Regions from separate parts of the Homo sapiens genome. Here regions 1 and 2 are each linked to region 3. A link is an interaction called in ENCODE POLR2A ChIA-PET data of the cell type or tissue named here. Cell type or tissue: Panc1. All regions are shown on one strand.

Region 1 (8,000 bases), 100 kb after region 3:
GAAAGGCAGAAGAACTGGGAGCTGGGGGTTGGAGAAAGCACTTCCAAGTTATAGGTAGATTCAGAGTTTCTGCTTGGCAGTTGGTTGAAAGAGTTTATCTGAAGACCTGGAGTCAGCCGGGTGCGGTGGCTCACGCCTGTAATCCCAGCACTGTGGGAGGCTGAGGTGGGTGGATCACAAGATCAGGAGATCGAGATGATCCTGGCTAACACGATGAAACCCCCGTCTCTACTAATAATACAAAAAATTAGCTGGGCCTGCTGGCGGGTGCCTGTAGTCCCAGCTACTCAGGAGGCTGAGGCAGGAGAATGGCGTGAACCTGGGAGGCGGAGCTTGCAGTGAGCCAAGATTGTGCCACTGCACTCCAGTCTGGGCGACAGAGCAAGACTCTGTCTCAAAAAAAAAAAAAAGACCTGGAGTCAATGGGAGGGAGTGTCTGAGGGAGTTAATTTGGTTGAGTAATAAGGTGAGTGAAAGAAGAAGGGAGTGAGAGAGGCAAGCCAAAACAGAAAGATGCACTAAAAACAAGGCAATTACATGATCCTATTTATGTCATTAATGTGCGTTGGATGGAATATACACACCCCTCTTCATTTTCCATTCCCAATTCTTTCCTATTAAGCACTGTTAGTTTTTTTGAGGAAGCTGTATGGCATTTTGGTTACTCCAGATCACTAATGTACTTAATTGCCCAGTCTCTTATCAGAGGAAAGGGAGGTAAGGTGCAGGTGTGGTGGTATGTAAAAATCAGTGAATTATTACATATGAAAGCACTTTGAAAAGTGAAAGTGCTTTTCTATCATAAAATATTCTCATGTTTTTCTTTCCTTTTAGGGTTTAATGAAGACACTCCGCAAAGAAACAGATTTGAAACAAATACAGACCCTGATACAGGGAACTCAAACACGACTCAAATATTCACAAAATGAACTAGAGATGATTAAGAAGAAGCACCTTGTTGCTTTTTACCAGGTAATATAGACTTACATAAAATATGATAGGCATTTGACCCAGAACATAGAATTTCAGGAATTACATTTATATAGCTCCATGTAATTTTCAGATACTTTTTTTTTTTTCCTGAGACAGAGTCTCTCACTCTGTCACCCAGGCTGGAGTGCAGTGGCTTTATTTCTGTTCGCTGCAACCTCCATCTCCCAGGTTCAAGTGATCCTCCTGCCTCAGCCTCCCGAGTAGCTGGGATTACAGGCATGTAATTTTTGTATTTTTTTAGTAGACATGCGGTTTCACCATGTTGGCCAGGCTGGTCTCAGACTCCTGACTTCAGGTGATATGCCCACCTTGGCTTCACAAAGATTACAGCCACCATGCCTGGCCAATTTTTAGATACTTTATCCCATGATTGAGATTATATTATAGTCCCTTAATTATTTATGTGGTATTTAACCTTTTATCCAGGTGAATTCATCTTATCTCATAGATTCTTCTTTTATTCCAAAAGATACCTATCACATTTTTGGCTTCACTATATAAAGCTAAAACAGCCATGTTAAAAAAATTTTTCTCTTTTGTTATTAGGAACAATCTCAGTTACAAAGTGAACTACTAAATATTGAGTCTCAATGTATTATGTTGAGTGAAGGAATCAAGGAACGACAACGAAGAATTAAAGAATTTCAAGAAAAGATAGATAAGGTCATGAATGTTATATTTATTCCTAAATGGTATATGTAGTTCTAGACCAGATACTAGATTTAGGGCTTCTTAAATATATGCTAAAGCAAAGGTTGATAGGTAACAGTGCCCTGTCAGAAACAACAATGTTGTAAGCTAAGTTTTATTGGTTTGCCAAATTTTCCTTGTGTTTTTTGAGAACCTCTGTTGCTCACCTCAAGAGACAATGACCTGTGCCTACTCTCCTCTGCACTCCAACCTCTCCTTGCCCACTGTGAAAATTATAGTCTCATTCTTTTCTCCCACTTCCCTAATACCATGAGGGAAAGAACTGTCATTCAGCTTATCTTTTAAGGTTATTTATTCACTCAGGAGTTTTTTTTAAAACACCTATTCTGTGTCAGGCACAGTACTTGGCTCTAGGACAATAAAAATTTGGTCACCTAGATTCTGCTTATAAAGGGATAGAAACTTTCTGATTTAATCCATTCCACCGTGGGGTATCTCTGATCCTTACAAAGTGATTTGTTACACCACCCATTGATTAATTCCACCCATTGCTTTTAGGCCTGACGTTTACCACGATTTGGAACCACACTTACGTTACTTCCTAATTAGTTATCTCTTTTCCAGGTTAAATATCCCTAGTTTCTTTATTCATTTCACATTACCATGGATTTAAGACCAGCTCTGGTAACCATCCTCTGGATGTTATCAATGCCCCTGAACAGAGCATGATGTCAAAATATTGTCTGTACAGCATATTGTGGGTCTGTATGTTTATAACTGTAACTTTCCATGACTTGGATTATCTAGTCATGCTAACTGTAGCTTACTACTGCGTCAGTCATACCACATTCATATTTAATGTATATTCAACTAAAATCTGAAAGTTTTTAAAAATGTCCTGTTCTTAAAATAGTTCTTTCTCATCCTATAATTATACATAAAATGAGAGCTTTAAAACATTGAGGTTAAATTTTACTTTGTTGAATTTCCCCATTCTAGCTTTTCCAAGTCTTTTTCATTCTTAATTCTATGCCCCATTCCACTTGTTACTATACTGGCAAAGGTGCTATTGTATTACTCATACATAAAGAATCTTTCCTTTATTTATGTAGAATGTAATATTTTTGTGGGTCTAAAGTAAAAGGAATTCTTCCAGTTTTATACTAAACATTCATAAAGCCAAAGCACTTAATAAGGCCAATTATGATCTTTCTTAGTTTTTTTGAATAAGAAATTTGAAAGTAGATGGCATAATTTATGGAATTAAAGGAAAAAAAAGTACTGGCTTCTCAGAATACAGTAATGCTTGGTGGGATTAGTTTTTGGCCTAATTCAGGAAAATCTTGGAGGGAAAAACATATTTAAGATTATATATTTCTTAAAATTGCTTATTAAATCAATTGTTTTAAAATAATTTAAAAGGTAGAAGACGATATCTTCCAACACTTCTGTGAAGAAATTGGCGTGGAAAATATTCGTGAATTTGAGAACAAACATGTTAAACGGCAACAAGAAATTGATCAAAAAAGGTATTTTTATAAAAAGATGTTGGTAAGGAGCTTACATATTTATAAAAATAGTTATTATTTCATAATTTAGAGGAATTATGCCTGAGTTTCATTTCATCAAGAAACAGCTAGGCCGGGCACGGTGGCTTACGCTTGTAATCCCAGCACTTTGGGAAGCCAAGGCAGGCGGATCACGAGGTCAGGAGATCGAGACCATCCTGGCTAACATGGTGAAACCCCGTCTCTACTAAAAATACAATAAAAATTAGCCAGGCGTGGTGGCAGGTGCCTGTAGTCCCAGCTACTCGGGAGGCTGAGGCAGGAGAATGGTGTGAACCCAGGAGGCGGAGCTTGCAGTGAGCGGAGATTGCGCCACTGCACTCCAGCCTGGACGATGGAGCGAGACTCCATCTCAAAAAAAAAAAAAAAAAAGAAACAGCTAGTAAAAATTTATATTCTTACAAAGAGATCTAACTTTTTTGTTCCATAATTTTTTAAAGAGAGAAAGCATAAATACACAAAATAAGAGAATAGGGGCATAATTACACGTATACTGGTTATTAAAAGAATAAGACAATAGGCCAGGTGCAGTGGCTCATGCCTGTAATCCCAGCACTTTGGGAGGCCGAGGCAGGCGGATCATGAGGTCAGGAGATAGAGACCATCCTGGCTACCACGGTGAAACCCCGTCTCTACTAAAAATACAAAAAATTAGCTGGGCATGGTGGCAGGCGCCTGTAGTCCCAGCTACTCGGAAGGCTGAGGCAGGAGAATGGCATGAACCTGGGAGGTGGAGCTTGCAGTGAGCCGAGATCGTGCCACTGCACTTAGCCTGGGCGACAGAGCAAGATTCCGTCTCAAAAAAAAAAACAAAAGAATGAGACAATAATTTGCTTGTCTGTAAATATTCATATATGTAGATAGTAAGTGGTAATTTTCAAGAAATAATATATTACCAAAAATTATCTCAAGATAGAAAAATCTAAGATGGCCAGTTACAATAGGAAGAGAAAGTAAAAAGGCTTCCTACCCACCCCATTGCCAAATACACCAGGTACAGATAGCTTCACAGGTGAATTATCTCAGCAGACTTTAAAGGCACATGTAACTTCAGTGTTTAATGTCTAAACAGATGTTCAATATTAAAACTGTTTCAGCCCAGGTGTGGTGGCTCACGCCTGTAATTCCAACACTTTGGGAGGCCGACCGAGGCAGGTGGGTCATGAGGTCAGGAGTTCAAGACCAGCCTGGCCAAGATGGTAAAACCCCATCACTACTAAAAATACAAAAATTAGCCAGGCGTGGTGGTGGGTGCCTGTAATCCCAGCTCCTTTGGAGGCTGAGGCAGAGAATTGCTTGAACCCAGGAGGCAGAAATTGCAGTGAGCCGAGATCATGCCAGTGCACTCCAGCCTGGGTGACAGAGCGAGACTCGGTCTCAGAAAAAAAAAAAAAAAACTATTTCAGAATGTAGAAGAGGAAAAAATGCATCTTTTTATGAAAGGAACATAATACTGATTCCAAAATTCAAAAAAGTATACATACAATAAGAAACTGTAAATCAATGTCACCTATAAATAACCAAGTAAAACAAGGTTAAATACAAATCAGCAGTACAACAACAAAATAATGTACCATTATCTAGTGGGCTTTATATCAGAACTATAAGGATGGTTCTGTATCAGGAAATCTATTGTTTAATTCACCATATTAAGAAAGAATCATATGATCAACTCTAAGGATGATGAAAAAACACTTGACAAAATTCAGCATTTATTCTTGGTTGAATATTCTTAAGATGTGAATAGTTAAGATACCTATGATATGAAAAAATACATCTCAGAAATCAGCATTGTGGTTTCATGGTTTCACTTCCTAGTAATGTCAGAAATTAGAGATACTCAGTATCACTATTATCTAATATTATTCTAGAGATACTAGTCAATAAAGTTAGACAAGAAAAATAAAGTATACAAATTTGGCAGTGACATCACCAAAATGTCAGAATAGAATCAAGCTGGCTTCACTGCTTCCCAGAGAAAACCATAAACAAATATACAGTGCTGAGATTGTCACCAGCAATATCCCAGAATTCAAAAACAAGAATGAGACAGTTCCTGAAGCCACAGAGAAGTGAAAAATCTTGCAGACAATAAGAGAATTGGACTTACATCTGTGGTGCCCTTATCCCAATATGTCAGGCACCAAGTGTGCAGAAAAATTTCCCCTGACTCGTGGTTACTACCCTGGAAAGAGTGAGATCAAGGTGGACAACCAGCTTCCTCACCATCTTGGGTTCCCTGGCAAGGGGCCTGTCCCTGCCTCAGCCCATAGGAAGTATCACTGAAGGGAGAAAAGTTCCTGAGGACCGACAGACAAAGCAGTGAAGCAGGACTAGCATCCCCAGTCCAGGAAACTCTGCTGTGTAACTTGGTCAAAGGAGACACCAAATTAGAGTGGCTGTTCAGCAGCATCACACAGCAACACCACACAGAGGTAGGTTCCATAGGTCCCCTGGGCACCAGCCTGTAGCCAGCCTTCCCAAATTGTCAGGATATCCCCTTTAGGATCTCCCCCATGCAAGATAGGCAACGCTCCAAAGTTTGCTGGAGCTGAAGCAAACCTGAGCTTAAGGCATCACCTGGTGCCAAAAAGCAGGCAGTGAGCCTATCAGCGGGGAAAAAAGAAAAGGTACCCAACAGGTATATTGCAAATTTCTAAGCAAACATACCAAATAAAAAAACAAAAACAAGCCAGACAGAGATAATCCTTTAATGTGAAGAGATAGATGTACATCCACAAGAAACAATAGCAAACGGGGAACCATGACCTCCCAAAACAGACAAAGCAAGGAGCCAGTAACTGAGCCTAGTGAGACTAGTAGGCAAGCTCTCTGATCAAGAACTTAAAATAGAAGTTTTAAGGAAACTTGGTGATCTCCAAAATAACAGAAAAGCAACTCAGAAATTTATCGGAGAAGCTTAACAAAGAGATTGAAATGCTGGAACTGATAAATACATTTGCTGAACTGGAAAATTCCTTAGAGGCTGTTAACAGCAGAATGGATCAAGCAGAGGAAAGAATCAGTAAGCCTGAAGATAGGCTACAGGAAAAGACAGAAGAGAAAAAAAGAATGAAAGGAATGAAGAATGCCTACAAGATATAGAAAATTATCTCAAGAGCAAATCTAAGAATTATCTGTGGCTGAGTGCAGCGGCTTATGCATGTAATCCCAGCACTTAGTTTTTTGGAGTTTTGCCACGTTGGCCAGGCTAGTCTCAAACTCCTGACCTCAGGTGATCCATGCACCTCGGCCTCCCAAAGTGCTGGGATTACAGGTGTGAGCCACCACACCCAGCCAGATTTTACTTAATGTATTTTCAAGCCTTGTTATTAGGTGCATACATATTTGGGATCACTGTCTTTTTGATGAATTAATTCATCATCATAAAATGCCCCCTCTTTAACCTTGTCATATTTCTTCTTCTGAGGTAAACTTTGAACTTGTCTAGTTATATGACTTTAAGTAACATTTATATACTGACATTCCCAAAATTTGTACCTTTAGCCTGGACCTCTTATTTAGACTTGCTTTCTAAATAATTCTGCCTATTACAATGTTTATTGAGGTTCTCACAAAAATCCAACTGGAGGCTGGACATGGTAGCTGACACCTGTAATCCTAACAATCTGGGAGCTCGAGGCAGGCGGATCACCTGAGCTCAGGAGTTTGAGACCAGCCTGGGCAACATGGCGAAACATCATCTCTACTAAAAATACAAAAATTAGCTGGGCGTGGTGGCACATGCCTGTAGTCCCAGCTACTCAGGAGGTTGAGGCAAGAGAATTGCTTGAACCTGGGAGGCAGAAGTTGCAGTGAGCCAAGATCGTTCCACCAGATTCCAGCCTAGGTGACAGAGGGAGACTCTGTCTCAAAAACAAACAAACAAACAAACAAACCCAAAAAACAACCAAAATGGAATTCTAATTGAGATTGCATTGGATTGATAGATTTGTGGAGAATTGATACCTTCAAAATATTGTCATCCCATCTAAAAACATAGAATGTCTCTCCATTTATTCTAATCATCTATATCCTTTATTAGAATTTTGGAGTTTTTTCCCATAGAGATCTATGTTTTCTTATTAATTTCTAGATAATTATAGGGTTTATTTTTTTCTTGTGAATAGTATGTGTTTTTATGATGCTTTTGCTAGTTGGTTTCTACTAGTGTAGAAAAATAATCTCAAATTTTATTTTATCTTTATTAATTCAGGGTCTCACTCTGTCAACCCAGGCTGGAGTGCAGTGGCACAATCTTGGCTCACTGCTACCTCTGCCTCCTGGGCTCAAGTGATCTTCCTACCTCAGCCTCCCAAGTAGCTGGGACCACAGGTGTGTGCCAACATGCCCAGCTAATTTTTGTATTTTTTGTAGAGATGGGGTTTTGCCATGTTGCCCAGGCTGGTCTTCAATTCCTGGGATCAAGCGATCTGCCAACCTCAGCCTTCCAAAGTGCCCGGGATTACAGGTGTGAGCCACCATGCTCGGCCTAATCTCAAATTTTAGATTGATCTAACATCTAGTAACTTTGCTAAATCCTCTGTTACTTCTAGTGGCTTATTCACTGTGTATTCTAGGTACTGAGTTTGTGATGTCTGTGATATCCAGTTAGAGGTATAGAATGGGTAGCTGAATACACAAGTTAGGAGTTCAAAGGCGAGGCCCAGGCTAGAGGTATAAATTTTGGGAATGTCCGTATATAAATGGCACTTGAAGTCATGTAACTACACAAGAGCAACAACGGAATGAATGTGGATAGAAAGGAGAAGAGATCCGGCCGGGTGC
Region 2 (8,000 bases), 180 kb after region 3:
AAAAATACAAAAAATTAGCCAGGCATGGTGGCGCACGCCTGTAGTACCAGCTACTCGGGAGGCTGAGGCAGGAGAATCACTTGAACCCTGGAGGTGGAGGTTGCTGTGAGCCAAGATTGTGCCATTGCACTCCAGCCTCATCGACAGAGCGAGACTCCATCTCAAAAAAAAAAACACTGCAGACTGGGTGGTTTGTAAACAACAGAAATTTCTCTCTCACAGGTCTGGAAGCTGGACACCTAGGATCGGGGTGCCCGCGTGGTGGGGTTCTGATGAGGGCCGCCTTCTGTGTCACACGCTGCAGCCTTCTCACTGTATCCTCACAAGTGGAAAGAGGGCTCCACCCTCATGCCTCATCTCCTTCCAAAAGTCCCACCTCCAGATGCCATCACAGCCAGTGTTAGGATTTCAACCCATGAATGTCGAGGGACACAAACATTCATTGCTTAACAGTGGCCCTGGGGTAAGTATCTGGTCCACCTGGGGCACCCGCCAGCCTGCCTGGGCTGTTGTATTTGTAGCGCTTGGGTAGCATCCACTCTGTAACCAACCCTGCTCTGACAAACCACATCTTCCTTCAGCAACAGGAAGACGGACTGTGATTTTGTCTTGCACGCCCAATGGGGAAGCAGTCTTTCTGCCTGGCTCAGAAGAGAGAGTTGAAGCTTTTGAATGGAGACCCTAGACTGGGACAGCCCCTTCACCCCCCAGGCTGACCTGATGCCCCCTCCCAGGCATCCGGCAGCCTCAGCCCGGAAGTGATAGCTTCTGTCGCTGTGCCTCATTCACCATCCTCTGGTCTTCCTGCTGGAGTGGGAGTGTACTGAGGCCTGGAGCAGGGGGGCTGGGCAGCTCTTCTCTTTTGCTAGCCAGGTATGCATGGCCTCAGAAATTCACCATTTCCACCAGCCCATGTTACAGATGAGAAGACCGAGACTAGGGGCTTAGAGGGTAAGGGAGGGTCAACCAACTTGTTTTTTGTTTGTTTGTTTGTTTGTTTGTTTTTTGAGGCAGAGTTTTGTTCTTGTCACCCAGGCTGGAGGGCAATGGCACGATCTCAGCTCACTGCAAACTCTGCCTCCCGGGTTCAAGACATTCTCCTGCCTCAGCTTCCCAAGTAGCTGGGATTACAGGCATGCGCCACCACGCCCGGCTAATTTTGTATTTTTAGTAGAGACAGGGTTTCACCATGTTGGTCAGGCTGGTCTTATACTCCTGATCTCAGGTGATCTGCCCACCTCAGGCTCCCAAAGTGCTGGGATTACAGGCATGAGCCACCGCGCCCAGCCTGTTTGTTTTTTGAGACAGTATCTTGCTGTGTTGCCCAGGCTGGAGTGCAATGGCACGATCATAGCTCATTGCAGCCCTGCCTTCCTGGCCTCAAGCGACCCTCTCACTTCGGCCTCCTGAGTCCCTGGCACTACAGGCATGTGCCACTGCCTGGCAATTCACATGCCGTAGCCTTGACTGAAAATTAGCCCCCCTGCTCCCACCTACCCTGTAGAGAAACAATTCAAGCCCTCAGTTTGGCATTGATTCATTCATTCACCTTCTCACTCATTCATTCTGTAAGTAGTTACTGAACTAGAACTCATCAGAAGATTTTATTAAGGGTTTTCCTGCAGTTGGAGGGACAAGCCCTGTTTCACCTTCCCTGAAGTCAGGGTGTGACAACCACCGCTGCAGGGCCTGGGGCAAGGCCAGAGAGGAGGATGCTGCTGCCCAGGGGTGGTGCTGGGCTCAGTCTTGGAGCTTGCTGGAATACACCTCAGCCCTGTCCAGTGGCGGCCCCCGGTTCACGGACGTGTAGGAAGACTCCGAGGCCCCCAGCGACTTGGGAACAGCCTCCTGAGTGATTTGGGAGTCGTGAGTCGTTTCCCCATCAGAACTCCCCATGTCCCTGTCCAAGGGGATGGAAAGACCCAGGATTAGGGGACCAGAGCAAACCCAAATGCCTTTAGCTGCTTGGGGACCTTCATACTCAGACATAGCTTTCACAGATATCGTCTTCGTAGACATGAATTCAATCAATCCATCTTTCTGGAGCACTGACCCTGTGCCAGGCCCTGGGAATAAGGAAGAGGTCCACCTTTTGGAATGATGTGAACAACTTATAGGTCTTATTGGGAGCTGGACAATTTGAGGCCATTGTCCCATGTTCCCAAAGAGCTAAGGTTGCAGGGGCAGACTGACTGCAACAATGACCACGCAGCATGGACAAGCGCAGGTGGGAGCTGCAGGAAGGCTTCCTGGAGGAGGCGGCAGCTCACGTGGCCCTAAAGAAGGTGTGTGGGCTGGGTGCAGTGGCTCACATCTGTAATCCCAGCACTTTGGGAGGCCAAGGCAGGTGGATCACCTGAGGTGAGGAGTTCGAGACCAGCCTGGCCAACATGGTGAAATCTTGTCTCTACTAAAAATACAAAAAAATTAGCTGGGCATGGTGATGGTCGCCTGTAATCCCAGCTACTCAGGAGGCTGAGGCAGGAGTATCGCTTGAACCTGGGAGGCGGAGGTTGCAGTGAGCCGAGATGGCTGGGCAACAAGAGCAAAACTCCGTCTCAAAAAAAAAAAAAAAAAGGAGCGTAGGGGAAGAGAAAGGCATCCAAGTGTGGGGTCAGTCAGCACATGGTGGGTGTGAGGCAGGAAGGGCTGAGGAGTATCTGGAGCGATGGTACAGATCGCAGTTTAGTGCAGCTGGAGCCGGAACAAAGTGGGGATAGCAAGAGGGATACATGGAAAAACTGGGGCTAATTTCAGATAGCAGGGTCTTCAGTGCCAGATTAGGGCACTGTCCAAAAGGAAGGAGGGACATTGCTGTGTTCTGACTGCTCCCGGGTGCAGCCAGGCAGAGTTTCTGGGAGGCTGATATCATCTATTTTGTTTTTGTTCACTTAAATGTCAGAGTCATTTGTCATTAAATGGTAAAGGTGACACAGCCTGGGACCAGAACCCAGAGTTGGGGGCCTACAACCCGGGACTCGGGACTCCACTGACACCTCTGATTTGTGTCAGCTTTGGATGAGGACTCGAGGTCTCCCGGGGGGGGTGTACCAGGGTTAGCAGGGATGGGGGTGCGGAAGACAGGTGAGCCCACAGCCCACCAACCTGATTCACAAGTTCTCAGCCTCCTTCCTCACTCGATCTCCACCCGCCCCACCTATCTTTTCCTGCCTGGCTGCTTTCCATGGATCCACTTAACTATACCTACTCCAAGAAACTTTCCTATCTGCTCCACCCTTACCCACACTGGGACCTCTCTCAGTCTTCAAAGTCCCCTGGGCCTCCCTGCCTCCCTGCCTCTCACTGAGGAACACTCTGCTGATGAGAGTTTGCTCACACTGACCCTTCCTCCAGGAAGGCCACCCTGATGCTCCAGGCAGCACCCCCCCGGCCCTCCTCTGGATTCCCACGGCACCTTGGTTTGTCCCCTGCCTGGTCTTCCCAGGGGCTAGTGGACTGTGGGTTCACCTGTCTTTCCCACCCACAGCCCTGCTAAACCTGGTACACCCCTCGGGAGACCTCAAGTCCTCATCCAAAGGCGACACAAATCAGAGGTGTCAGTGGAGTCCCGAGTCCCAGGTTCTAGGCCCCCAACTCTGGGTTCTGGTCCCAGGTTGTGTCGCCTTGGGCCACTCTGACCCCCTCTGGGCCTCAGTTTCCCCCTCTGTACTGCAAGTAGGTGTATTATAATGACAACGAAAGCAAATGCTTGTTGAGTTCCCAGGCACTGCTCTAGAGACTCTATAGAGATTATTCCACTTAACCTTCACAACTCCGTGAGATGACTAATATTTATTATTTCCATTTTCCAGATGGGGAAACTGAAGAACAGAAGGATAGCAAGCCATACCTAAGGTTGCATAACTCTTCAGTGTCAGAGCTAAGATCTGAATCGGCTGTCTGCCCACAAGCCCAGGTGCTGAGTCCCACCCTTCCCAGCTGAGCAACTTGACTTTGATGATCCTCCCGCTTTGAAATCCCAGGACTCTGCTCCCTCTTCACCAGACCCCACCCGCGGGGCAGAGGGTAGCTTCCTTGCCTTCCGGGCTGTCCCCTGCCTCGGAGGACCCCACTGCTGAGTCCCTGTGAGCCAAATGTGTCTGGCATGTCCCTGGGGTCCAGCCCTCCCAGCAGGCAGGTACTTACACGAGGCTGAGGGCAATGGCGCCAGCAAAACCCACAAGTAGAAAGAAGGGCAGGGAGCCCAGGATGGAAGTGATGACGATCATGCCTCCGCTCCGCCGGCCTGGCCACGTGTCGATCGTCGAGTATGGGGTGACTGTGGTGGGATGCAGCCCGGTTACTTCCCAGACACCGCACCACCCTCACCCTTCTCCCAGGAGGCGGCGGGTGTCTCCCCCGCCCTGGCTGCCGGGGATCCAGGGATGACCCTGGGACCCAGTGGGGCGACTTCTCTCAGGTTTTAGGCACAATTACCTTATTTTCCCCCACATTCCACTTTCCAACTTTCTTTTGTGTGTTTCTGGCCACTTCCTCTTTTAACTCTTTCTTCTCTTTTTTTTTTTTTGCATTATTTTACGTTATTGTTTTTGAGACAGAGTCTTGCTCTGTCACCCAGCCATGAGTGCAGTGGCGCCATCCTGGCTCACTGCAGCCTCAAACTCCCAGGCTCAAGCCATCCTCCCACCCCAGCCTCCCAAGCAGCCGGGACTACAGGTGCACGCCACCATGCCCAGCTAATTTGTTGTACTTTTTTTTGTAGAGATGGGGTTTCACCATGTTGCCCAGTCTGGTCTTGAGCTCTTGGGCTCAAGCAATCCTCCCACCTCAGCCTCCCAATGTGTTGGGATTATAGGTGTGAGCCACCACCAGAGTGCCCCGGCTTTGCATAATTTTAAATCATAAACTGACTCAAGTCTTCTGGTGAGATGGCTGAGATATGGATTACAAGTAAAGATGAGGCAAAGGGCCCTGGTCTGACGGGGCCAGGTGGACGGTGGCTGTCACTCTTCTGGGGATGGCCTCACCCTTTGGAACGCTGTGAACAGATGATGTATAGGTCCTACTGCAGCCAGCCACTTGCAGCTACTGTTCCAGGTAGGTCCCCTGGAGACCCCATTCTGCAGATCACTCACTGCGCTCAGGGAGCCTGAGTCCCCAGCCAAGGACATGCAGAATCCAGGCTCAAGCTGGGCCAGCCTGGTCCTGAGGTGCATGCTGTCCCCCAGATGGGCCCCACGGTCCTCCCCCAAAAAAACTGGGCCTTGTGCTTCTGCCTGGGTTCCCCAAAGGAACCCTGCTGCAGAGGCCCATCAAGAATTCTTCTTCCCTCTTCTCAGATGAGGAAACCGAGGTCCATAACGGCTCACACCGCAGTGAGGGGCAGAGGCGGGGCTTGGGCTCAGGACTCTTAGTCCCAAGGGTTCCAAGGCTGTTTCGGTGAAACCACACTGCGTGGGAATGCCACGGGAGGGGCGGTAGGGAGTGAGGATGGGAGGAGCCACCCCAGCCACACACACTGCCATTCTCACACACCACACACCACACATACCAACTGACACACACTGCCACACTCTCACACACCACACACCACACATACCAACTCACACGCCCTGCCACACTCTCACACACCACACATACCAACTCACATACACAGTCACACTCAGACACCACACACCAACTCAAACTCTTACACACACACACATTGCCACACTCTCACACACCACACACCACGCATACCAACTCACACACACACAGTTACACACACCACGCATACCAACTCACACACACTGCCACTCTCACACACCAGACACCACACATACCAACTCACACACACTGCCACACTCTCACACACCACACACTACACATACCAACTCCCACACACACACAGTCACACTCAGACACCACACACCAACTCAAACTCTTACACACGCACACACACTGCCACACTCTAACACACCACACAACACACATTCCAACTCACACACACACTCTCACACTCACACACCACACACATCACACAACTCAAACTCACACACACACCTGCCACACTCTCACACCACACACACCACACACATACAATACACACTCTCACACCACCCACACACCACACACACATACACCACCCACACCACTCTCACACACACCAGACATACTCTCACGCTAACCACACACACCACACACACCCTCATTCACACACACCCCCACCACACACCACATACACCACCCACACCACACACACTCTCACACTCACACACCACACATACTCTCACACTAACCACACACACCCTCATATTCACACACACAACCCCACCACACACCACATATACCAGCAGTCCCCAGCCTTTTTGGCACCAGGGATCGGTTTTGTGGAAGACAGGTTTTCTGCAGACGGGAGTGGGCTGGGGGTGGTTTCGGGATGATTCAAGCACCTTATATGCAGTTATTGTGCACCTTATTTCTATATTATTACTTTGCCATATATAATAAAATGATTGTACAACTCATCATCATGTAGAATCAGTGGGAGCCCTGAGCTTGTTTTCCTGCAAGTAGACGGTCCCATCTGGGGTGATGGGAGACAGTGACACATCATCGGGCATGAGATTCTCGTGAGGAGCATGCAACCTAATCCCTGGCATGCGCAGTTCACAACAGGGTTCGCGCTCCCGTGACACTCTAATGCCACTGCTGATCTGACAGGAGGCGGAGCTCAGGCAGTAATGCGAGCTACAGGGAGCGGCTGCAAATGCAGATGAAGTTTCACTCGCCCACTGCTCACCTCCTGCTGCGCGGTCCCGTTCCTAACAGGCCATGGACTGGTACTGGTCCATGGCCCAGGGGTTGGGGACCCCTGATATACACCACACACTGTCACACTCATCCACACCACACTCCTCACATACTCTCCACACACCACATACCACACACATTCTCACACTCACACACCACTCACACACATACGCAACACCGTAAACTACATTATACAGTTACCACACGCCACACGCAACACAAACACACACACATAGACATACCACAACAGGCACGGGCACTCACATACTCACACACAAGGCTTTCTACCACCCACTCGCGTGTGACTTCAGGCAACCTTTCAGAGCCCCCCACGCCCCTGGGGGTGCACATGGGCTCAACAGGAGGCTCTGCAGGTGAAATGCACAGGACCCTGACACTCATCCTGCCAGACAGCCTCGTCTTGGGGGCCAAGGTGTGGCGGGAGGAGGTCTTAAGTTAGGATATCATTTGCCCAAAATTACCATCAAAGACCCTGGCGTGGCCCCTGTCATTCAGCAGACTCGACTCTGTATATGAACTTTGGGTCTCTGCTGAGCAAGGAACAGCGCAGCACCCTGGCGTTCCACCTCAGGAAAGCCGCCCAGGTGCTAAGGAGTAGGTGTGCAGGGAAGGAGAGCGGTTCCTTGCTGCCTTTGCCATCTTGGTTTTAGGCCTTGGAAACATCTTACCTGGCCATAGGGTGCTTGCTGCTATGAGGATTTAGCAAAGGGGCTGGTTAGGACGTAAATGCCGGGTCAGCTCCGCGTGCCTTTGAGGCCAACCCACTGTAAGGGCTGGAGAGACGGAGGAATGGGCCGGCTTTGATCCGCTTACACCCATCCCCAGCCCAAATGCCACCAAGGCCTGCACCTTGATCTGTTCCCACACCTGGCCCTCAAGGATGGAAAGGAGGAAGGAGGAAGTTCCAGGTTCAACGACTTTTTTTTTTTTTTTGAGACAGAGTCTCACTCTGTCACCAGGCTGGAGTGCTGTGGCGTGATCTCGGCTCACTGCAACCTCTGACTCCCCAGTTCAAGCGATTCTCCTCCCTCAGCCTCCCAAGTAGCTGGGATTACAGGCACGTGCCACCACGCCCAGCTAATTTTTTTTTTCTTTTTTTTTTTTTTTTGAGACGGAGTCTCACTCTGTCGCCCAGGCTGGAATGCAGTGGTGTCATCTTGGCTCACTGCAAGCTCCACCTCCCGGGTTCACGCTATTCTCCCGCCTTAGCCTCCCGAGTAGCTGGG
Region 3 (8,000 bases):
ATGGAGTCTCGCTGTCTCCCAGGCTGCAGTGCAGCATCCGCTCACTGCAACCTCTGCCTCCAGGGTTCAAGTGATTCTCCTGCCTCAGCCTCCCAGATAGCTGGGATAACAGGTGTGAGCCACCTCGCCCGGCCCAGCAGGCTTCGTTTGTCCACGTTTCCCTCTAGCTCTGGTTTGCTTGCATGGAGGCTTTCTGCAGCTGCAATCCTAGTGTCCGTGCAATTGTGCTTTTAGTGCTTTCACTTAAGCGTGATTTTTTTTTAAAAAAGCAAGTATGTGGATAAGCTATTAAGAGACATTCTTTTTCTACTTTTTAAATCGGAACACTTAGTAGATCATCACAGGCCAAAGTTCCCACTGCCACAATTAGAAAAAGCTGAATAAATAGCAAAAAACATACTTTGAAAGACATCAAAGAGCTGTGGAGGCAATGCGGCTTAGGTTAGATAAGACTCTAGTGCTGGGAGGCCCTGAGGTGAGCGGTGGGTCTCCAGCTGTTTTTTTTTTGTTTTGTTTTGTTTTTTATTTTTCCTGAGGGCTGAGGATTGGGCTTCTCAAGGCAGAAAGCCTTTGCAGGGTGGGGGAAGCAGCAGATATTTCAGTGGTCACATGGGAGAGTGTGCTAAGGACACTTGTGGGAATCTGGCCTGTTCTCCCTGGAGGTACATTTGCTGGGTTCTGGTGCCGGAAGCTGGGGAGTGGGGAGGAAACTTTTTCTAAAGGGCAGAATTGTGCTTAGGGAACAAAAGATCAGCCCTGGGAGGAGACCTGTCTCAAACACACTGCCAATGTCTCCTCCCCAGACACTTGCCAGATTTTAAGGCTACTTGGGAAGAACGGGGAGAGCTAGGCTGGAACCTCTGATGGACAGAGCTGCTGTCTTGTCATCTTTTAGGGCTGAGGAGACAAAGGCCCAGGGGGTTCTCAATAAAGAGACTATGGGCCGGGCATGGTGGCTCAAGCCTGTAATCCCAGCACTTTGGGAGGCCGAGACAAGCCGATCACCTGAGGTGAGGAGTTCGAGGCCAGCCTGGCCAACATGGTGAAACCCCGTTTCTACCAAAAATATAAAAATTAGCTGGGCGTGGTGGTGTGCAACTGTAATCCCAGTTGCTCAGGAGGCTGAGGCACGAGAATAGCTTGAACCTGGGAGGCGGAGGCTGCAGTGAGCCAAGATGGTGCCATTGCACTTCAGCCTGGGTAACAAGGTGAGATTCTATCTCAAAAAAAAAAAAAAAAGAGAGAGAGACTATGAAGGCATGGTCTGGAAACAAGGACACCCTGGACATAGGTTGAGTATGATGAGAACTATGGCCCCGCCCCTTTACTGCTCAGTTTCTGATTAGAATGAGGTGAAAAGCCCCTTCATACTGGTTATCCAATAGGGCTAGTTTGTATACAGCTTTTTTCACTTAAGCATGAATATTTTTAGGAGGTGAAGAGGACCCATCTCTGGAGCGAATGACATCACCTAGAGCCTTCTTCCTTCTTATATACAATGTTCAGCACCTCATTAAAATCACTAGACATGAAAAGAGTCAGATGCAGATATTAAAGTTAGTAGACAAGGACTTTAAAATAATAATGAGGCTGAACACGATGGCTCACGCCTCTAATCCCAGCACTTACGGAGGCCAAGGTGGGAGGATCACTTGAGCGCAGGAGTTTGAGACTACTCTGGGCAAGACCCCATCTCCACAAAAAATTTTTTTAATTAGCTGGACATGGTGGTTTGTGCCTATGGTCCCAGCTACTAGGGAGGCTGAGGTGGGAGAATCCCTTGAGCCCAGGAGTTTGAGGCTGCAGTGAGTCATGATCCTGTCACTGCACTCAAGCGTGGGGGACAGAGTGAGACATTGTCTCTACAAATAAATAAACAAAAAGTCAATAAAAGTAATAATGATTAATGTGTCAAATAGAAGAAATACAGATAAAATAATAAAAGTTATATTTTTCAATGAGAAATTGGCATCTTTGAAGAAAAAGAATGAAATTAAAATTCTAGAACTAAACAATTAAGAACTTAAGGGGACCAGGCATGGTGGCTTATGCCTGTAATCCCAGCACTTTGGGAGGCTGAGGCGGGTGGATCAATTGAAGTCAGGAGTTTGAGACCAACCTGGCCAACATGGTGAAACCCCGTCTCTACAAAAAAATACAAAGATTAGCCGGGCATGGTGGCTAATTCCATGATGTAATTCCAGCTACTTGGGAGGCTGAGGCCTGAGAATCACTGGAACCCAGGAGGTGGAGGTTGCAGTGAGCTGAGATTGCGCCACTGCACTCCAGCCTGGACAACAGAGTGAGACCCTGTCTCAAAAATTAATAAATAAATAAATTAAAATAAAATAGTACTGCCTGAGACTGGGTATTTTATGAAGAAAAGAGGTTGAGTTGACTCACAGTTCTGCAGACTTAACAGGAAGCATGACCGGGAGGCCTGAAGAAACTTACACTCATGGTGGAAGGAGAAGGGGAAGCTGGCACGTCTTACCATGGCAGAGTAGGAGCTGTGGAGATGGGCAGAGTGCCACACATTTTTTTTTTGAGACAGAGTGTCCCTTTGCCACCCAGGCTGGAGCGCAGTGGCACAATCTCAGTTCACTGCAGCCTCCGCCTCTCAGGTTCAAGCAATTCTCCTGCCTCAGCCTCCCAAGTAGCTGGGATTATAGGCACATGCCACCTCGCCTGGCTACTTTTTGTATTTTTAGTAGAGACTGGGTTTCACCATGTTGGCCAGGGTGTGGTCTCGAACTCCTGACCTCAGGTGATCCACCCGCTGCCTCCCAAAGTGCTGGGATTACAGGTGTGAGCCACCGTGCCTGGCCAAGTGCCACACTTTTAAACCATCAGATCTTGTGAGAACTCACTCCCTATCACGAGAACAGCAAGGGGGAAATCCACCCCTATAATCCAATCACCTCCCACCAGGCTCCTCCTTCAACACGTGGGGATTACAATTCCACATGAGATTTGGGTGGGGACACAGAGCCAAACCGTATCACCCCTTCAAGTAAGCATAGTCCCAGAATAAAAGGAGAGAGAGAGAGGAACGGGAGCAGAGAAAGGAACAGATTATGGCCAAGAATTTCCAGAAAATAATAAAAGATGACAATCCACAGAATAAAGCAGCTCTACTTAGCCCCAGCAGGATAAACATACAGAAAACCACATTCTAGGGACAGCACAGTCAAAGTGCTGGAAAGCAAGCACAAGGAAAAAGCAGCTGGGGGTGGCGGTGGGCGGGCGAGGACAAAGCACCTTCAAAAGAACGTTGATGAATTGGGGTGGGCAGAGGGGGGGCTAGTGGGGAACGTAGGAGCATCCTTTGCTGGTCACAGAGACACAAAGATGCGCCACACGTGGTCCCCTCCCAAAGGAGCTGACAGGCCAGGAGGGAAACAGGATGGCAATACCTTGGGCTTAGCTTGTGACAGGCAGACACGGGGAGGACCCGGAGAGCGCAGGAGAGGAGACAGGTAACCCAGACTGGGCCTCAAAGTAGTCTCCGCAGAGTGGGAGCTTCTCACCAGAGTTTTGAAGAACAAGTGAGAATGACTTAGGGATGAAGAAGCTTATTCCAGCGGGGAGGGGGGAGGGGGGAGGGATAGCATTAGGAGATATACCTAATGCTAAATGACGAGTTAATGGGTGCAGCACACCAGCATGGCACATGTATACATATGTAACTAACCTGCACATTGTGCACATGTACCCTAAAACTTGAAGTATAATAATAATAAAAAAAATTAAAAAATTTAAAAAAAGAAAAAAAAAAGAAGCTTATTCCAGATAGAAGCCACCAGTGGGTCCTGTCTGCACCAGCCCTCACCCCACCCGGGTGCAGGCCCTACTATCCTAAAGGAGGAGTGTGGGCCGGGCGTGATAGCTCATGCCTTTAATCCCTGCACTTTGGGAGGCTGAGGGGGGCAGATCACTTAAGGTCAGGAATTTGAGACCAGCCTGGCCAACATGGTAAAAACCCATCTCTACTAAAAATACAAAAATTAGCCAGGCGTGGGGGTGAGTGCGTGTAATTCCAGCTACTCAGGAGGCTGAGGCAGGAGAATTGCTTGAACCCAGGAGGCAGAGGTTGCAGTGAGCCGAGATCGTGACATTGCACTCCACCCTGGGTGACAGAGCAAGACTCCATCTCAAACAAAAAGAAATAAAAAAATAAAAATAAAGGAGAGTGTGGAGCATGGCATGGCACAGCCCTACCCAGGAACACAGCGGTGCCAGCACTCTCTTCTGCCCCTCTCAGAAACCTTTCCCTCCAGGCCAAGCAGCTTCTTGGATTTCAGAGCGACATCTCAGTTTGAAAGTCCACTTTGGAAGTGAAAAGCAGTACAACATCCTTTGCCCTGAGGCGTGGATCTTACTTCTGGGGACTGTTCATTTAACACACCTCTTAAAGGCAAATATTTTCAAATAACCTGTCTGGTTGGCAGCAATTAACCACCTCACACTGCTGGGCACTGAGCTAAAGGCTGAAAATTAAGGAACAAACAAGTCCAGGCCTGCCCTTGGGGAGGGAAGATTCTTAATGAGAAACATTTGAGGGCCAACCTTTGGGTACATTGCTTTTGAGCCAATGTGCTGTAATGTGATGTTTTTTTTCTTCCCCTAACGGGGTTAGCTTTAGAAGTATGTTTGGCAAGCACTTTTAACAACCCGCACTGCATCTCAGCACATGTTCATTATTGGCATAAAACAACATTGGAATTGAGACTATCCAAAAGGCATGAAAAAATTTGGAGGTATGTGTAATTTCGTAATGTTATGCCTAATTTCTAATGCCAGTTTTTCAGGTTTAAGTTTTGGCAAGTTAGAGTCACAATGGGGACATAGGCCAAACAAACAAAAAACAAGCCCAAACTAAAAAAGAAAAGAAATATGCATATGTTAAAGACTATCATTATCTCACCGAGACTGAACCCTGAAATCAAAACTGAGACATTCCCCAGAGAACGTGTGTGCTTTTTATGGCAGGCTTTATTCGTGCCTAATCTCTTTTTGCACATGAAAATCACTTTAATAAAACTTCCCCACACATTCGCATTCTAGAAAGAGAGCGTTTGTTGGTGATTCTGAGGTCTTATAACTTCATTTTGATGCCAGGGGATATTTGAAATATGTTTTTAAAACTTTAATGGAAAATGAAACAGATCATAAAGATAGGAGATCTACTTTAGAGGGTCAAGTAAAAATTTGTTCATAGTTAAACAGAATTCATAATGCTTTAGAACTGAACCAAAAACAATTGTTTCTAAACGCTGAAGTCACCACCGAGACTCAAAACCTGGAGCTGGGCTGCCTGGATCCTTCTCTGCTGCAGCAATAGAATATTTCAACTGCTTTTTAAAAACACCACACAGTAATGACTCATTGATCAAGTGAGTTGGAACGAATCTGGAAAATGCCAGTTCCCCGTGAGCAATTGCCCTCCCCAACCCCCCCCGCAATACTGAAGCTTACCACTTCCAGTGACAAGCCTTTGTTCGTTTTGTCAATTTCGAATGGAAAGATTTCCAAAATATAGAAATATCCTTGCTGATACAGTTGGGATATTTGTCCCCACCCGTATCTCATGTTGAATTGTAATCCCCAATGTTGGAGGTGGGGCCTGGTGGGAGGTGTTTGGATCATGGCGGCCAATTTCTCATGAATGGCTTGGGCTATCCCCTTGCTGATAAGTGAGTTCTAACCCCGAGTTTATACAACATCTGGTCATTTAAAAGTGTGTGGCACCTCCCCTTCTTCTCTCTCTCTTTCTCTCTCACCTTTCTGCTTTTGCCATGTGACGTGCCTGCTCCCCTTCACCTTCTGCCATTATTTTAAGCTTTCTGAGCTTCCTGCGTATGATGTACATTGGTTCGGTCCTGTAAGGTGGGACAACTCGAAGTGGGGGCTTCCAGGTTAAAGGTAGACAAGAGACAAAAGGTTGCATTCTTTTGAGTCCTTGACCAGTCTTCCACTGAATACACAATTTAGTCCCGTTCAGTGAATCTGCATTTTTACATAAACGATAGGGAAGAGGAAGCAATCAGATAGGCATTTGTCTCAGGTGAGCCTCAGAGGGATGACTTTGAATGGAATGGGAGGCAGCTTTGTCCTAAGCAGTTCCCAGCTTGACTTTTTCCTTTAGTTTAGTGATTTGGGGGTCCCAAGATTTATTTTCCTTTCACTCACAGAAATCCTTAATGTGATATGATCAAATCAAATCCAGAAATATACAAAAAGGACAATCCATCATGACCAAGTCAGACTGATCACAGAAATTCAAGGTTGGTTTAACACTTGAAAATCAATCAGTGTAAGTCACCACGTTGCCATAAATCATGTAATCATTTCAATATATGCAGATGATATGGTTTGGCTCTATGCTCCCACTCAAATCTCATCTCCAATCGTAATCCCTACATGTTGAGGGAGGGACCTGTAATTCCCACATGTGGAGGGAGGAAGGTGAATGGATCATGGGGCCGGTTTCCCTCGTGCTGTTCTCGTGATAATGAGGGAGTTTTCACGAGATCTGATGGTTTTTTAAGTGTTTGGAAGCTCGTCCTTCATCCTCCTCTCTCCTGATGGCTTGTGAAGAAAGTACTTGCTTCCCTGTCACCTTCCTCCATAGTGTTAAGCTTCCGGAGGCCTCCCCAGCCAGGCTGAACTGTGAGTCAATTAAACCTCTTTCCTTTACAATTTACCCACTCTCAGGTAAGTTCTTTATGGCAGTGGGAAAATGAACTAATACAGCAGAAAAAACACTTGACAAAATTCAACAATCATTGATGCTTAAAAGGTCTCCATAGGCCAGGTGCGGTGGCTCACGCCTGTAATCCCAGCACTTTGGGAGGCCGAGGCCAGTGGATCACCTGAGGTCAGGAGTTCAAGACCAGCCTGGAAAATGCAGTGAGACCCCATTTCTACTAAAAATACAGGCTGGCATGTTGGCTCACTCCTGTAATCCCATCACTTTGGGAGACCAAGGCGAGTGGATTGCCTGAGGTCAGAAATTCAAGACCAGCCTGGCTAACATGGTGAAACCCCATCTCTACTAAAAATACAAAAATTAGCCAGGCATGCTGGCAGGCACCTGTAATCCCAGCTACTCGGGAGGCTGAGGCAGGAGAATTGCTTGAATCCGGGAGGCAGATGTTGCAGTGAGCCAAGATCGTACCATTGCCCTTCAGCCTGGGTGACAAGATTGAGACTTAGTATCAAAAAACAAAACAAAACAAAACAAAACCCAAAAATTAGCCAGGGTTAATGGCGGGTGGCTGTCATCCCAGCTACTCGGGAGGCTGAGGCTGGAGAATCGCTTGAATCCAGGAGGTGGAGGTTGCAGTGAGCTGAGATTGCACTATTGCACACCAGCCTGGGCAACAAGAGCAAAACTCCGACTCAAAAAAGAAAAAGTCTCAATAAACTGGAATGAAAAGGAACTCTTGAACCTGGTCAAGGCGGTCCACATAGACTGACAGTGAACATGCTCAAGGAATGCAGGAAACAGCTGAGTTGTCAGTTCTGTATTTTTAGTAGAGACAGGGTTTCACCATGTTGTCCAGGCTGGTCTTGAACTCTTGACCTCAGGTGATCCGCCCACCTCAGCCTCCCAGAGTGCTGGGATTACAGGCGTAAGCCACCATGCCTGGCCTCTTTTTCTTTTTAAATTATACAGATACAATTTAAAATAGAGATGGGGTCTCACTATGTTGCCCAGGCTGGAGGCTTTTTTTTCTAATATGTGCATTTATTGCTATAAATTTCCCTCATGATATTGCTTTAGCTGTGTCTCACAAATTTTAATATGTTGTATTTTCATTTGTATTCAATTTAATGTGTTTTTCTTACTTCCCTTGAGACTTCCTGTTTGACCCATAGATTGTCTAGAAGTGTGTTGTTGAGTTTCTAAGTATGTGGAGGTTTTCCTGTTATCTTTTTGCTATTAATTTCTTGTTGGATTCTATGTGATTAGAGAGCATACCCTCATGATCTCT

The links. Peaks named below come from ENCODE experiments on the same cell type or tissue, not always from the same donor. Only the 100,000 strongest peaks of a DNase experiment are listed, where the experiment ranks them.
Region 1: POLR2A ChIA-PET joins it to region 3 with 6 read pairs; 2 of 35 experiments call an interaction of 5 or more read pairs at or near these places.
Region 2: POLR2A ChIA-PET joins it to region 3 with 9 read pairs; 2 of 35 experiments call an interaction of 5 or more read pairs at or near these places.

Annotation. Positions count from the first base shown.
Region 1 is chr22:45,365,127-45,373,126 of GRCh38, reverse strand. It overlaps SMC1B (structural maintenance of chromosomes 1B), which reads left to right. Exons shown (of 25, transcript NM_148674.5): 13 at 835-972; 14 at 1,540-1,656; 15 at 3,067-3,173. Among named protein-coding and RNA genes, the nearest start is that of SMC1B, 44 kb to the left of the region's middle. In Panc1, no CTCF peak of the experiment used is centred here; no DNase peak of the experiment used is centred here.
Region 2 is chr22:45,289,460-45,297,459 of GRCh38, reverse strand. It overlaps UPK3A (uroplakin 3A), which reads right to left. Exons shown (of 6, transcript NM_006953.4): 5 at 4,147-4,279; 6 at 1,586-1,900. The coding sequence ends at 1,741. Among named protein-coding and RNA genes, the nearest start is that of UPK3A, 8.5 kb to the right of the region's middle. RefSeq lists an enhancer at 6,568-7,101. In Panc1, no CTCF peak of the experiment used is centred here; no DNase peak of the experiment used is centred here.
Region 3 is chr22:45,466,450-45,474,449 of GRCh38, reverse strand. No RefSeq gene overlaps it. Among named protein-coding and RNA genes, the nearest start is that of FBLN1, 32 kb to the left of the region's middle. In Panc1, no CTCF peak of the experiment used is centred here; no DNase peak of the experiment used is centred here; H3K27ac peaks cover 528 bases.